Regions from separate parts of the Homo sapiens genome. Here region 2 is linked to region 1. A link is a loop called in an ENCODE intact Hi-C map of the cell type or tissue named here. Cell type or tissue: thyroid gland. All regions are shown on one strand. Each heading gives the region's core, and the rest is flanking DNA. Links, peaks and the distances in the headings are about the cores only.

What was found. Peaks named below come from ENCODE experiments on the same cell type or tissue, not always from the same donor. Only the 100,000 strongest peaks of a DNase experiment are listed, where the experiment ranks them.
Region 2: it touches region 1 in a loop (5-fold over the local background); 10 of 110 quality-filtered maps call a loop at or near these places.

What each region holds. Positions count from the first base shown.
Region 1 is chr2:62,001,777-62,006,776 of GRCh38, forward strand. The region is part of intron 2 of COMMD1 (copper metabolism domain containing 1); the gene reads left to right. Among named protein-coding and RNA genes, the nearest start is that of COMMD1, 99 kb to the left of the region's middle. In thyroid gland, for the core only: no CTCF peak of the experiment used is centred there; a DNase peak (open chromatin) is centred at 2,255; H3K27ac peaks cover 2,218 bases.
Region 2 is chr2:62,288,636-62,297,103 of GRCh38, forward strand. No RefSeq gene overlaps it. Among named protein-coding and RNA genes, the nearest start is that of MIR5192, 87 kb to the left of the region's middle. RefSeq lists an enhancer at 7,949-8,448. In thyroid gland, for the core only: no CTCF peak of the experiment used is centred there; DNase peaks (open chromatin) are centred at 3,716, 4,936 and 5,286; H3K4me3 peaks cover 559 bases; H3K27ac peaks cover 3,435 bases.

The DNA.
Region 1 (5,000 bases), core at 1-5,000:
TTCTTACATATTTTCTTTTATAGTTTCTTTAGATTTTTCAGTGTTTGCAGTTCTGTACTGACTTTAATTTTAATTTAAAAGATAATTCAGGGCCTGGCACAGTGGCTCATGCCTGTAATCCCAGTTTATGCCTGTAACCCCAGCACTTTGGGAGGCTGAGGTGGGCGGATCACCTGAGGTCAGGAGTTCGAGGCCAACCTGACCAACAGAGACCAGAAACCCCGCCTCTGCTAAAAATACAAAATTAGCTGGGCATGGTGGCACATGCCTGTAATCCTAGCTACTTGGGAGGCTGAGGCACGAGAATCGCTTGAACCTGGGAGGTGGAGGTTGCAGTGAGCCGAGATCATGCCATTGCACTCCAGCCTGGGCAATAAGAGCGAAACTCTGTCTCAAGAAAAAAATTTTTTTTAAATAATAAAAGATAATTCAGCCTGAGCACAGTGGCTCACACCTGTAATCCCAACACTTTGGGAGGCCAGGGTGGGTGGATCACCTGAGGTCAGGACTTTGAGACCAGCCTGGCCAACATGGTGAAACCTTGTCTCTACTAAAAACACAAAAATTAGTCAGGCATGGTGGCAGGCGCCTATAATCCCAGCTACTTGGGAGGCTGAGGCAGGAGAATCGCTTGAATCCGGGAGGTGGAGGTTGCAGTGAGCCGAGATTGAGCCACTGCACTCCAGCCTGGGTGACAAGAGCGAGATTCCACCAGAAAAAAAAAAAAAAAAAAAAAAAAAAAAAAAAAGATAATTCATTAAAAATTTTTGGCCAGGCGCAGTGGCTCATCTCTGTAATCCCAGCACTTTGGAAGGCCAAGGCAGGTGGATCACTTGAGGTCAGGAGTTCAAGACCAACCTGGCCAACATGGTAAAGCCCCATCTCTTCTACTAAAAATACAAAAACAAAACAAAACAACAACAACAACAAATTGCCGGGCATGGTGGCGGGCACCTGTAATCCCAGTTACTCAGGAGGCTGAGGCAGGAGAATTGCTTCATCCTGGGAGGTGGAGGTTGCAGTGAGCAGGGATCACATCACTGTACTCCAGGCTGGGTGGGAGACCCTGTTGCAAAAAAAAAATTTAAATATGGAATACCTTTTATTCAGTTATTATAAAGTAGTGCTACTTGTACTTGTTGACTAGTTTGTCTGATCCTAAAGTCAGTTCTCTTGCTGGGCACAGTGGCTCACGCCTGTAATCCCAGCACTTTGGGAGGCTGAGGCAGGTGTATCATCTGAGGTCAGGAGATCAAGACCAGCCTGGCCAACATGGGGAAACCCCATCTCTACTAAAAATACAAAAATTAGCTGGGCATGGTGGCAGGCACCTGTAATCCTAGCTACTTGGGAGGCTGAGGCAGGAGAATCACTTGAACCTGGGAGGCAGAGGTTGCTGTCAGCCGAGATGGTGCCACTGCACTCCAGTCTGGGCAACAGTGAGGCGCTGTCTCAAAAAAAAAAAACAAAACAAAACAAAACAGGCCGGGTGTGGTGGCTCATGCCTGTAATCTCAACACTTTGGGAGGCCAAGGCAGGTGGATCACGAGATCAGGAGATCGAGACCATCCTGGCTAACACAGTGAAACCCGTCTCTACTAAAAACACAAAAAAATTAGCCGGGCGTGGTGGCGGGCGCCTGTAATCCCAGCTACTGGGGAGTCTGAGGCAGGAGAATGGTGTGAACCCAGGAGGTGGAGCTTGCAGTGAGCCGAGATTGTGCCACCGCACTCCAGCCTGGGCGACAGAGTGAGACTCCGTCTCAAAAAAAAAAAACAAAAAAAACTTGTCTGTTCTCTTAACCATTACGTTATGTGACAGATATTTTTACACACACACACACACACACACACACACACACACACCCAACAGATTAGAAAAGTTTAATAAGTACACTTGGATATCTAAGTTTTACCAGCTATTTATATCGGCTATTTAGTTTTCATCCTGCCAGCAGTGCTTATTTCATTTTGTCTATATTTAACATTTGGTCAGGAATATGAAAACATAATCTGTTTTAAGACTCCTAGAAAGCTATGATATTATTTCGTTAATACTATCATAGGTTTCTAGGTTACAGGTTGCTCGCTTCTGTAATCTCAGTACTTTGGGAAGCTGAGGCAGGCAGATCACTTGAGGTCAGGAGTTTGAGACCAGCCTGGCCAACATGGTGAAACCCTGTCTCTACTAAAAATACAAAAATTAGCCGTGTGTGGTGGTGTGTGTCTGTAGTTCCAGCTACTCAGGAGGCTGAGGCACAAAAATCACTTGAGCCCGGAAGGCGGAGGTTGCAGCAAGCCAAGATCGGATCACTTCACTTTAGCCTTGGTGACAGAGTGAGACTGTGTCTCAGAAAAAAAGAAAAAGAAAAAGAAAAAAAGTGTGACAATGATTGTATACATATGTCAAAACTTATAAAATTGTACACTTTATTATTTACAGTTTATTGTACATCACATACTTCAAAGTAGTAAAGAAATAGTCACAATGAAAATGATTGATATTGCACTTTAGCCCATAAAATCCTTTTTATTTGTTTTTTGAGATGGAGTCTCACTCTGTCACCCAGGCTGGAGTGCAGTGGCACAATCTCGGCTCACTGCAGCCTCCACCCTCCGAGTTCAAGTGGTTCTCTTGCCTCAGCCTCCCCGAGTAGCTGGGATTACAGGTGCCTGCCACTGTGCCTGGCTTATTTTTTGTATTTTTAGTAGAGATGGGGGTTTCACCATCTTGGCCAGGCTGGTCTTGAACTCCTGACCTCGTGATCCACCCACCTCGGCCTCCCAAAGTGCTGGGATTACAGGCTTGAGCCACCGCGCCCGGCCTATAAAATCCTTTTTAATACAAATATATGAAGTCAAGAAAAGTTGTAAAGAATAAAGTAAACAATAATAGAACCTAGACTGGCAGTAAAATATATAGCCCACATCCTACAGGAAATGTTTTTGTGAGAACTGGATCCTTGGTTAGTACTTATGCCAGCTTCTAGGTTAGTGTTATTTATGAAATACTCTACTAAATCAAGTACCCAATTTTTAGAACACCTATAGGCACCCACATCAAAGTTGTTTTCACACTGCTGACATTGGATGAGCTTGTGAGAGAATTAACGATCCTAGGATATCAAGAAGTTGCTTCCAAGAAGGGTGACCAGGTTTTTGTTGAACTCTGGTGTGTGTGTTTATGTCTATCTGTGTACCCCAGGGCAACTAAAGTACTGTCTTCAGTTTATATCATTTTAAAGCAGTAGTTCTCAACCATGGTCACACATAAGAATCACATTCAGAGCTTTAAACATGTTGATGCTCAGACCTTACCCCCAGCCAATTACATAAGAATCTGTGGGGATGGAACATAGGTATCGTTATTCTTTAAAGCTGCCCAGATGATTTCAGTATCCAGGGTTGAGAACCACTGTGTTAAAGGTAGCCAAAATAATTGGATTTGATGTGTTAATAGAACTTGGTATCATATTTTTACAACAAGAATTCAATATATGTTGGCATATTGCTTGTACTTGATGTAATTTGTAGAGTGCTTGAGATTGTTTATTCAGGAACTAGTGAAGGTGGGTTTCTTTCATTTCCCTCACTCCCTATTTAAATTTCTCTCTCCTGTTCAGTTTGTCTGTATTACTTTTCTTTGGTCTAAAAAGTAACATTTGAAAATTGGAAGCCAAAGGGCTAATATCCAGAATCTACAATGAACTCAAACAAATTTACAAGAAAAAAACAACCCCATCAAAAAGTGGGCAAAGGATATGAACAGACACTTCTCAAAAGAAGACATTTATGTAGCCAAAAGACACATGAAAAAATGCTCATCATCACTGGCCATCCAGAGAAATGCAAATCAAAACCACAATGAGATACCATCTCACACCAGTTAGAATGGCAATCATTAAAAAGTCAGGAAACAACAGGTGCTGGAGAGGATGTGGAGAAATAGGAACACTTTTACACCGTTGGTGGGACTGTAAACTAGTTCAACCATTGTGGAAGTCAGTGTGGCGATTCCTCAGGGATCTAGAACTAGAAATACCATTTGACCCAGCCATCCCATTACTGGGTATATACCCAAAGGACTATAAATCATGCTGCTATAAAGACACATGCACACGTATGTTTACTGCGGCACTATTCACAATAGCAAAGACTTGGAACCAACCCAAATGTCCAACAATGATAGACTGGATTAAGAAAATGTGGCACATACACACCACGGAATACTATGCAGCCATAAAAAATGATGAGTTCATGTCCTTTGTAGGGACATGGATGAAATTGGAAATCATCATTCTCAGTAAACTATCGCAAGGACAAAAAACCAAACACCGCATGTTCTCACTCATAGGTGGGAATTGAACAATGAGAACACATGGACACAGGAAGGGGAACATCATACTCTGGGGACTGTTGTGGGGTGGGGGGAGGGGGGGAGGGATAGCATTAGGAGATATACCTAATGCTAAATGACAAGATAATGGGTGCAGCACACCAGCATGGCACGTGTATATATATGTAACTAACCTACACATTGTGCACATGTACCCTAAAACTTAAAGTATAATAATAATTAAAAAAAAAAAGAAAATTGGAAGCCAAGTACATACATAACCTTGTTTTCTAAATCACAGTATATATTGCGATATCCTTTGAGATATGAGGAAGCCAGAGTAATAGAAGGCATTATACCTTAATGGAAATCTGCAAAGCTAGAGAAAATGAGTAGGAACTACTGACCCAATTACTTTGCTTGTAGTGAATGTTTTTTCCAACAGAAGTAAAAATTTTGCAAAAATAAAACATGATTCAATTGTAAAAACATGCAGAAAGCTTTAAGGTGAATATTTTATATCCAAAAGATGAACATCAAGTGCTTTGCTTATGAGACTGAAATCCTGTCATATTTGGCCATAAATCACTGTGAGATCTGAGCCATGAGGACTGTAGGAATCTGGCATATGTCTTTAGAAATGTTTTATATTTATTCACCTAACA
Region 2 (8,468 bases), core at 1,999-6,998, 290 kb after region 1:
ACGTGAAATGGGCCATGAGTCCTGCTTAATAATTCAGAGATCAAACAGAGCCAACAAGAAGCTGGAGTGAACGATCAGATATACTCACACCCTTCTCTTTTTATCAGCTTGCAAATATTCTCGTTGGCAGCTGGTTAGAGAGAAGCAGTCCATCACAAATAAGCTAAACCATGCGTTCATTCACTTATTCAACAAAATCTTCATGACCGCCTCTTATAGCAGACGTCGCTAGTGCTGGGGATGCAATCCAGAACCAGCATGTGTCCCTCTGCTTCAGGGACCTCAGGATCTATATCATGATTCTCAAACTTTCATGTCCATCAGACTCCCCTGGATGGCTTGTTAAAACACAGATTCCTGGGTCCTACCTGTGGAGTTTCCAATTCAATAGGTCTGGGATGGCCTGAGCATTTGTATTCCTGAAGAGTTCCCAAGTGATGCTGATATTGCTGGTCCTGGGACCACCCTTTGAAAACCACTGGGCAAAGCAACCATGTCAGCCAACCATTTTCACCTCTCAGCATTACATGGCTCACTGTAGGAAATTCGAAGCCCTGGATAGGTTGCTAGAGGCCTGAGCTTACCAGCCCAAGAGCTGTGGCCATCCCAGGCCCACATAGCAAAGGGCACAAATATCTTAAGGCACACTTATGTCTAGGGAGACTGTCCAGGGGCCCTGGAACCCTCCCGAGAGAGGAGGAGGTACAGCTTTGAGAGATCTTCTATTGACTTCTCAATGGAAATGGAGACCTCACAGCACCACCATTTCACCACCAGCCCAGTGAGAGCCTAGAGCTCTGGGAGCCTGAGTCTGGGCTGTGGTGCAACGTGTGGTGCAAGGCTTCCACGTTTTCATCCTGCCTCCACCTAGAGCCTCTGCTGATCCCTTCCTGTCACATTCTTGACAACCCAAATAGCTCATTTCCCTTCCATGCTCACAGCTGGAGTAGGCAGGTGAGATCCCAAATGGGCCTCGGAGGCCTTTTCCAACTGAGTGGACACAGAGACATCATATATATCCACATGTAATATAGCAAATGGCAGATCATCTTGTGGGTCAAAATCTGCAAAAATCATTGGTTTTTCTTCTAACAGCTTTATTGACATATAATTTACAATTCACCCATCTAAAGTACACAATTCAGTGTTTTTTAGTACAGTCACAAAGGTTGCCTGTTCATCTTCATAATCAATTTTAGAACATTTTCATCACTTCAAAAAGAAACCCTGTACCCTTTAGTCACCCATCCCTCAACCACCCCCCAGCTATAGGCAACAACTCACCTACTTTTTGTCTCTATCGATTTGCCTATTTTGGACATTTCATACACATGGAATCATGCTATATGTGGCCTTTTGTGATTGGCTTCAAAATTACTTTTAACAGGGACATGGGATGACCTACATGTGAGTCCAAAAGATCATTGGCAGAAAGACAAGGTGGAGACAAATGGTTTAGGTTTACTTAATCTTGGAGTTCCAGTTGTCCCAGGGTGCTAATTCCCACCTCAGGAGGCTGTGGTGGGGAGTATGAAGGACCAGCGCAGACCTGGTTCCCAGATGCTCAGGGTGGAGGAGACTTGCTAGTGAAGAGAAGAGGCCTAGTATAATATTGTAAAATATATATTTGGGCCGGGCGTGGTGGCTCATGCCTGTAATCCCAGGACTTTGGGAGGCTGAGGCAGGTGGATCACTTGAGGCCAGGAGTTTGAGACCAGCCTGGCCAACATGGTGAACCCCCCCATCTCTACTAAAAATACAAAAATTAGCCAGGCATGGTGGTGGGTGCCTGTAGTCCCAGCTACTTGGGAGGCTGAGGCAGGAGAATCGCTTGAACCCGGGAGGCGGAGGTTGCAGTGAGCTGAGATTGTGCCACTGCACTCCAGCCTGGGTGACAGAGCAAGACTCCATCTAAAAAAAATTATATATATATACACACACACACACACACACACACACACACACACACACACATATATATATATATATATATATATAGAGAGAGAGAGAGAGAGAGAGAGAGAGTCTTATTCCGGTCTCCTAGCATACTCCTAAAATCCTTGGGAACTCCAAAGTCTTTTTGTTTGCTAATGAGTTGATCCATGGCTGGCAGCCCCTACCTAACTTCAGGATGTGAGCTGGTCACCAAAAAGACCAAGGCAGGATTAGAGGGATGGAACTTTCAGCTCTCCCTGCAATTCCTTATCTTATGCATCTCTTCATTTGGAGGAGAGGGGGCTAAAGTTTGGGTTAAGCACCAAAGGCCAATGGCTTAATCATGCCTGCCTCCATAATAACCCGAAAAGTTCTGGTTCAGAGAGCTTCTGGACAGCTGAGCATGAGGAGGTTCTGGGAGGGTGGCAAATACTGAGAGGGCACGGAAGCTCCAGACTCCATACCTCAACTTATGTATCTCTTCATTTCCTTTGTAATAAGCTTTATAAAAAAAAAAACGGTAAATGTGTTTCCTTGAGTTCTGTGAGCCACTCTAGCAAATTAATTGAACCCAAGGAGGGGGGCATGGGAACCTGGATCAATAGCCAGTTGGCAAGAAGCACAGACAAAATAATGAAACCACCTTTGCAAAGATGGTGATAATGAGAGAAATCTAACATGGCTGACTCCATCTTGCTTCTGGCCTCACAGGCTGGCTGTCTTCACTCATTCCTGGGCACAGGCTGAGCTAACCATGGGAGGAAGTTAGTTTATAGTTGAATTTGGAAGCAAAGATGATAACAGTCCCTTCCTAAAACATATCCCCTCCCTGTTTGGGGACTAAAACTGCCTTTGCAAGACTAATTAGGATTGTGGGAAAGGACTGAATTCTGCTAAAATATAGGCATAGTTTCTACAATTCTTTGCTGCTCAGGAGTCATGTGGCCAGAGGTCAGAAGGTTTGCAACTTCCTCAGTTGCTCCTATAGTAGAACCTAAGATTTGTCTTTTGAGATCTTTTTCAGACTTTTGTATTCTGGAAACCAACTGACCCCACTGAGACTTATAACTCATGACTTAACTAGTCCTGCGGTCCCTGACCCAGGAGCCGACTGAGGGCACGAGAACTGTTTTCCACGCCCCTATGATTGCATCCCCAAACAATCAGCAGCACCCATTCTCTAGTTCTCTGGCCACCAAACTATCCTTGACAAACCCTAGCCTCCAAGCCCTCAGGGAGACTGATTAGAGTGATAACACCAGTTGTTTCATGTGTCTGGCCTTGCATTAATTAAACTATTTCTTTACTGCAGTACCACGGTCTTAGTGAATTGGTTTTGTCTGTGCAGTGGGTGGGACGAACCTGTCAGGTGATTAAAATAATGGGGCTTGTGATTGACATTGGAAGTTGGGGGGCAGTCTTGTGAGGATGAACCCTCAACCTGTGGGATCTGACACTATCTCCAGGTAAATCGTGATTGAACAGCTGGCATCTGCTGTGGAATTGCTTGCTTGCCTGCTTATTGGTAGAGAGAAATCCCCACACATCTGATCACCCAGGTTTTCTGGGCTGATGGTTGTGGTGTGAGAGCAGAGGAAAAACAGTGTGTTTTTCATTCATCCCTAGTGAAAAGAAGACTAGCTCTGGAGCACTCTCAGATCAAAGCGATCTCGTTATGTATCAGTGGCATGCCCTGGCTTTCGAAAAGTTGAGGTTATGTAAGAGGTATTTTCCCTGCCTCTTATCCAGGAGGTTCTGTCTGAGTGCCAAAGTCAGCAAAGCAGTCCTCTAGGCTCTTCCCACTGAAGAGGTAGAGAAACTTTCTGTCACTTTGAAACTGAAAGTTGCCTAATCTGGGGTCCTTTAAGGACTGCTGTCTCCTCTATATTCCCAGATTTCTCCTGGCTGTTGTCCAGGGCTCTCCTCATTTCTCTGAAGGCCCTGAGCTGCCTGCCACCTGCCAGAGTCCCTGCTACCTGGCGATTACATTTGTCAAGGCAGAAGGCTTCTTGCCTCCTCCGTGTGAGCCCCACCACAGCAGCAGCCCCGTAAGAAGCTAGCTGGTCTGCATCCTAGCAGGACATCAGTGGTTTTGAAAAATATAGGCATTCATAGAAAAGATAGCAGGAAAGAAAACCAGACAGGGCTGTCTGGATCCACAGACCACCCAGATCATCCTCAGACCCACCAGATTCATTCTTGCCCCAGGGTTCCAGACCCATGGCAGGTGGCACAGCCTGGGACCTGGCCTCTCCCTCTAGGTTTCATGGGCACTATTCCCACCGCCATGACTTCGGGTGAGTCCCTCGGCCTTTCTTTTTCTTTCTTTTTTTTTTTTTTTGAGATAGAGTATTGCTCTGTCGCCCAGGCTGGAGTGTAGCGGCATGATCTCGGCTCACCACAATCTCCCCCTCCCGGGTTCAGCTCCCCGTGAGAAGTTCCAGCTCCCCGTGAGAAGTTCCACCATCAGGGACCCTCTCTTGTTTTGTTCAGACTCTGCTTTTCCGCAGCTGGTGTACTGGGGGAAGCCCACAACCCAGGGACGGCAGGTTGCTGAACTGACCCTCTGCCCTAGCCAGTGTCTGAGGTGGAGGCTCTTTCAATGGTCACTTTTTCTGGCTCAAGCCCGTGACGGGAATGCCAGGAACCCACCCAGGGGGAATGAGGTCTCCCAGGATGCTTCTCTGCCCTGCCCAGACACTCAGGCCACAGAGCTGTCACCCCGGTTCCTACCCATACCATCACGTCAGTGGTCTGGGGCTTTCTTGACAATTGTGAACAGAGTTAGGGGTCTGGAGAAAGGGGAGCAGTTGTATTCCTGCCCTCTGCCGTGCTGGTCCCCCACATACCAGTGAGTCCGGGTCTGGGAGTAGAGGCACCTGGGGCACAGGATTGGGAGTGAAGCATGAGAAGGGCATGGAGGAGGGAGGGCAATGAGAGCTTCCCTTCCTTGAAGTGTGCCCGGTGAGGTGTGAATCCAGCAACCCAGGGCAGGGATTGGACGGCTGCCAGAGAACAGTAACCAGAGGAGCTGCACGATACCTGCCCTCCCTGTGGGCGTGGGAAGCAGGCTGGGGCAGGCTGAAGGTCAGGCAGGATGCCCCCACTGGTGGGTGGCTGAGGAGGGTCTTCTGGTTGGCAGCACTGTCGGCCTAGCACTGTGGGGAGGCAGCCAGGGAAACAGAAACCACAGTTCACAGCCCTGACGCAGGCCCTGGGCCCACTGGCTGGAGAGGCCTGAATTATTAACCTCGGGAGAGGCCAGCTGGCACGAAGGCCAAGGGGACTGAATTGACTCCTCCCAGCTCCGTTCAGTCACCTAGGAGGTGAAGAATTCAGCAAGCCCTGGTTCTGGTTGCCCCAGTGTGACCAGCACTGTAAACAGGGCGCCTGGCTGGTCTGGCACAGGCTGCAGCCAGGGCCGTTCGCGCCCCGCCTCCTACCAGCTCCTCCTGGATTTCTCAGGGCTGTGGCCTTTTGTTTACAGGCTCCCGCCTCACCTTCCTCTCCCAGCCCGGAGCCTCTCTGCTGAGCACATGTTTAGCATTCCCTCAGGGCGGCTTTGCTTTTCCCCTTCCCACAAAAGAAGACCCTGCAGCTGCAGACATGCTGTGGTTTCCGGAGCCTTGGCTGTCATGGGGCCAGTCACCAGGGTCCACCTGCACTCAGATGCTGTCCTGGGGGAACTGGCTGGCAAGACCCCTTCCACCCAGCTGGAGGGGTCCGGAGGAGGCCGAATCCACTCCCACATCTGCTCTGGGCTCGCTTTGGAGTTCCCCTCTGAGCAGATAGGGCTAACGTGTCCCATTTCCAATGTCTGAAAAAGAAAGGTCGAGGGGCTGGGCACAGTGGCTGATGCCTGTAATCCCAGCACTTTGGGAGACTGAGGCAGGTGAATCACCTGAGGTCAGGAGTTCAAGACCTGCCTGGCCAACATGGCAAAACCCCATCTCTACTAAAAATACAAACATCAGCCCGGTGTGGTGGTGTGCGCCTGTAATCCCAGCTACTCAGGAGGCTGAGGCAGGAGACTCTCTTGAACCCGGGAGGGGGAGGTTGTGGTGAGCCAAGATCATGCCACTACACTCCAGCTTGGGCGACAGAGCAATACTCTATCTCCAAAAAAAAAAAAAAGAAAAAAAAAAAGAAAAGAAAAAGAAAGGCTGAGGGACTCACCCGAAGTCATGGCAGTTGGAACAGTGCTCATGAAACCTAGAGGGAGAGGCCAGGTCCCAGGCTGTGCCACCTGCCATGGGTCTGGAACCCTGGGGCAAGAATGATTCTGGTGGGTCTGAGGATGATCTGGGTGGTCTGTGGATCCAGACAGCCCTGTCTGGTTTTCTTTCCTGCTATCTTTTCTATGAATGCCTATATTTTTCAAAACCACTGATGTCCTGCTGGGATGCAGACCAGCTAGCTTCCTTAGGACCACAGGACATCCCTGGGCCTCTCCCTTCTTTGATAGCTCAGTTCACTATTTCCTCCCTGGGCACAGCTGTGGGCCTCACATTCCTGTTTCCTTTCCCCTGGGAAATAGGAACAGGAAAATTGTTAGGGAAAATTGTCCAAGACTTGAAAATGGAGCAGAGATTCCTGCAGGTCCTTTGAGTCATGTCAGCCTTGGGCATTGTCTGGCAGGCCTGTTCAAGGAATTACCTGACTTTCTAGGGGTGTAGACCTTTGTCTAACTTGCTATTTACTACTCATTAGGTTATTTTACAACTTTATGACAAAGGCATAGGAAACTGATAGGGTGCAGACTTGTTTTATAGTGACACAAATAAAAGCATTTTAGTGAAAAGGCCAGGGAGGACACTCATTCTATTTTATGGGATGAAATATTGCCCCATAAAAAATTGTAAAAAAAAAAGAAAAGGGGAAAAAAGGCTAAGTCCGGGCACAGTGGCTCACGCCTGTAATCCCAGCACTTTGGGAGGCCGAGGTGGGCAGATCACCTGAGGTCAGGAGTTTGAGACCAGCCTGGCCAACATGGTGAAACCCCCACATCTCTACTAACAATACAAAAATTAGCCGGGCATGGTGGTGGGCATCTGTAATCCCAGCTACTCAGGAGGCTGAGGTGGGAGAATCGCTTGAACCTGGGAGGCAGTGGTTGCAGTGAGGGGAGATCACGCCATTGCACTCCAGCCTGGGCAACAGAGCAAGACTCCATCTTAAAAAAAAAAAAAGAAGAGAAAGAAAGTCTAAGGTTTTATATAAAGTGATTTAGCAATATTACTTTAATATTCTTTCCTTCAGTAATTGTAACTATTTTGATGTCTCCTACATTTTTTTTTAAACCAGCTCTTCCATCCTGCTGGTTCTCTCACTGATTAAATACTTTTTAGATACATGTTCATTCTATATTTGTGTGAAAGCCATGTTTTAAAATTTAATTTTGAAAAATTAACATCTGGCAAAGTTGAGGGTTTTCTTCATTTACAGTTCTATGAATTCTAGCCCATATATAGTTGCGTACCTGCTACCACAATTAGGATACAAAACAGGTCCATCATCCCCCTGAAAAACTCCCTTGGGCCATCCCTTACAACCATGTTTTTGACTTCTTGAAAATGACTCTTTCACAGGATGCAGAGGGTTGTCAGTGACTCGGGAGTTGTGGGTGTGCCCGTCTTATCAATCCCCACAGCCTTGCCTGTGGAGATGCCCTATCTGTCCCCACTCTGTCAAGCCCAGGGAAAGGCGTGGGGTCAGAGGATTTGGCTCTGTCACACCATTCACTGCCTGCCCTTCTTCCCAGCGCTTCCAAGATCTGGTTGTATTAAACACGAGAATGAAGAGAGGAAAACACCTTCGCCCACGGTGTGCTCTGGGGACATCTCCAGGTGTGGGTGGTGGCGTCAGCCACAGGACAGGTAAATAACCAAAGGGAACATGGGTACCCAAGTCAGATGTCCTCTTCGCTCCTTCCCTCAGGAGAACCTGCCTTTTCCTCACCAGGGAGCTGGCAACACCCAGGCTTCCCTGCAAGGGCGGGAGGGACATCGAGGTGCCGGATAGCCAAGGGAGCAGAGGAGGAAGGGGCTCTTCGAGTAAACTTGTTGGGAATTAAGATGTGCTGCTCTCATCGCCTGGGTGTTACTTCAGTTGGAGAAAAAAGAGGCTTCACCATTTGTCTTTGTGCAGTGTTATCCTCAGCAAAGAGGACTGGAAACGTGGTACATGGGAGGAGGGAGCCAGGGATGCGAGTGGCCAGCCACGCCCAGGGAGGGGGAGCGAGGCACAGGGATGTCTCCAGACAAAACCCCTAAATCACATGGAATCAGATACACATATTCTCTCTCTCTCTCTTTTTCACATTCTCTCTCTCTCTCTGTCACTGAGCTATTTTTCACTCAGCATTCAGAGCCTGTGGTATGTGTGGATACGAAGTAGGGCTTCAGGTCTTCATAGGTCTAAAGTCCATAATGCTGTCTCTAGTGCCCTCCCTTTAAAATGTATTTTATAGCCTTTTATTTGTCTTTACCAACGAATGGAAAAGCAATGAAGTCAGACTTTTTTGGGATTTGCTG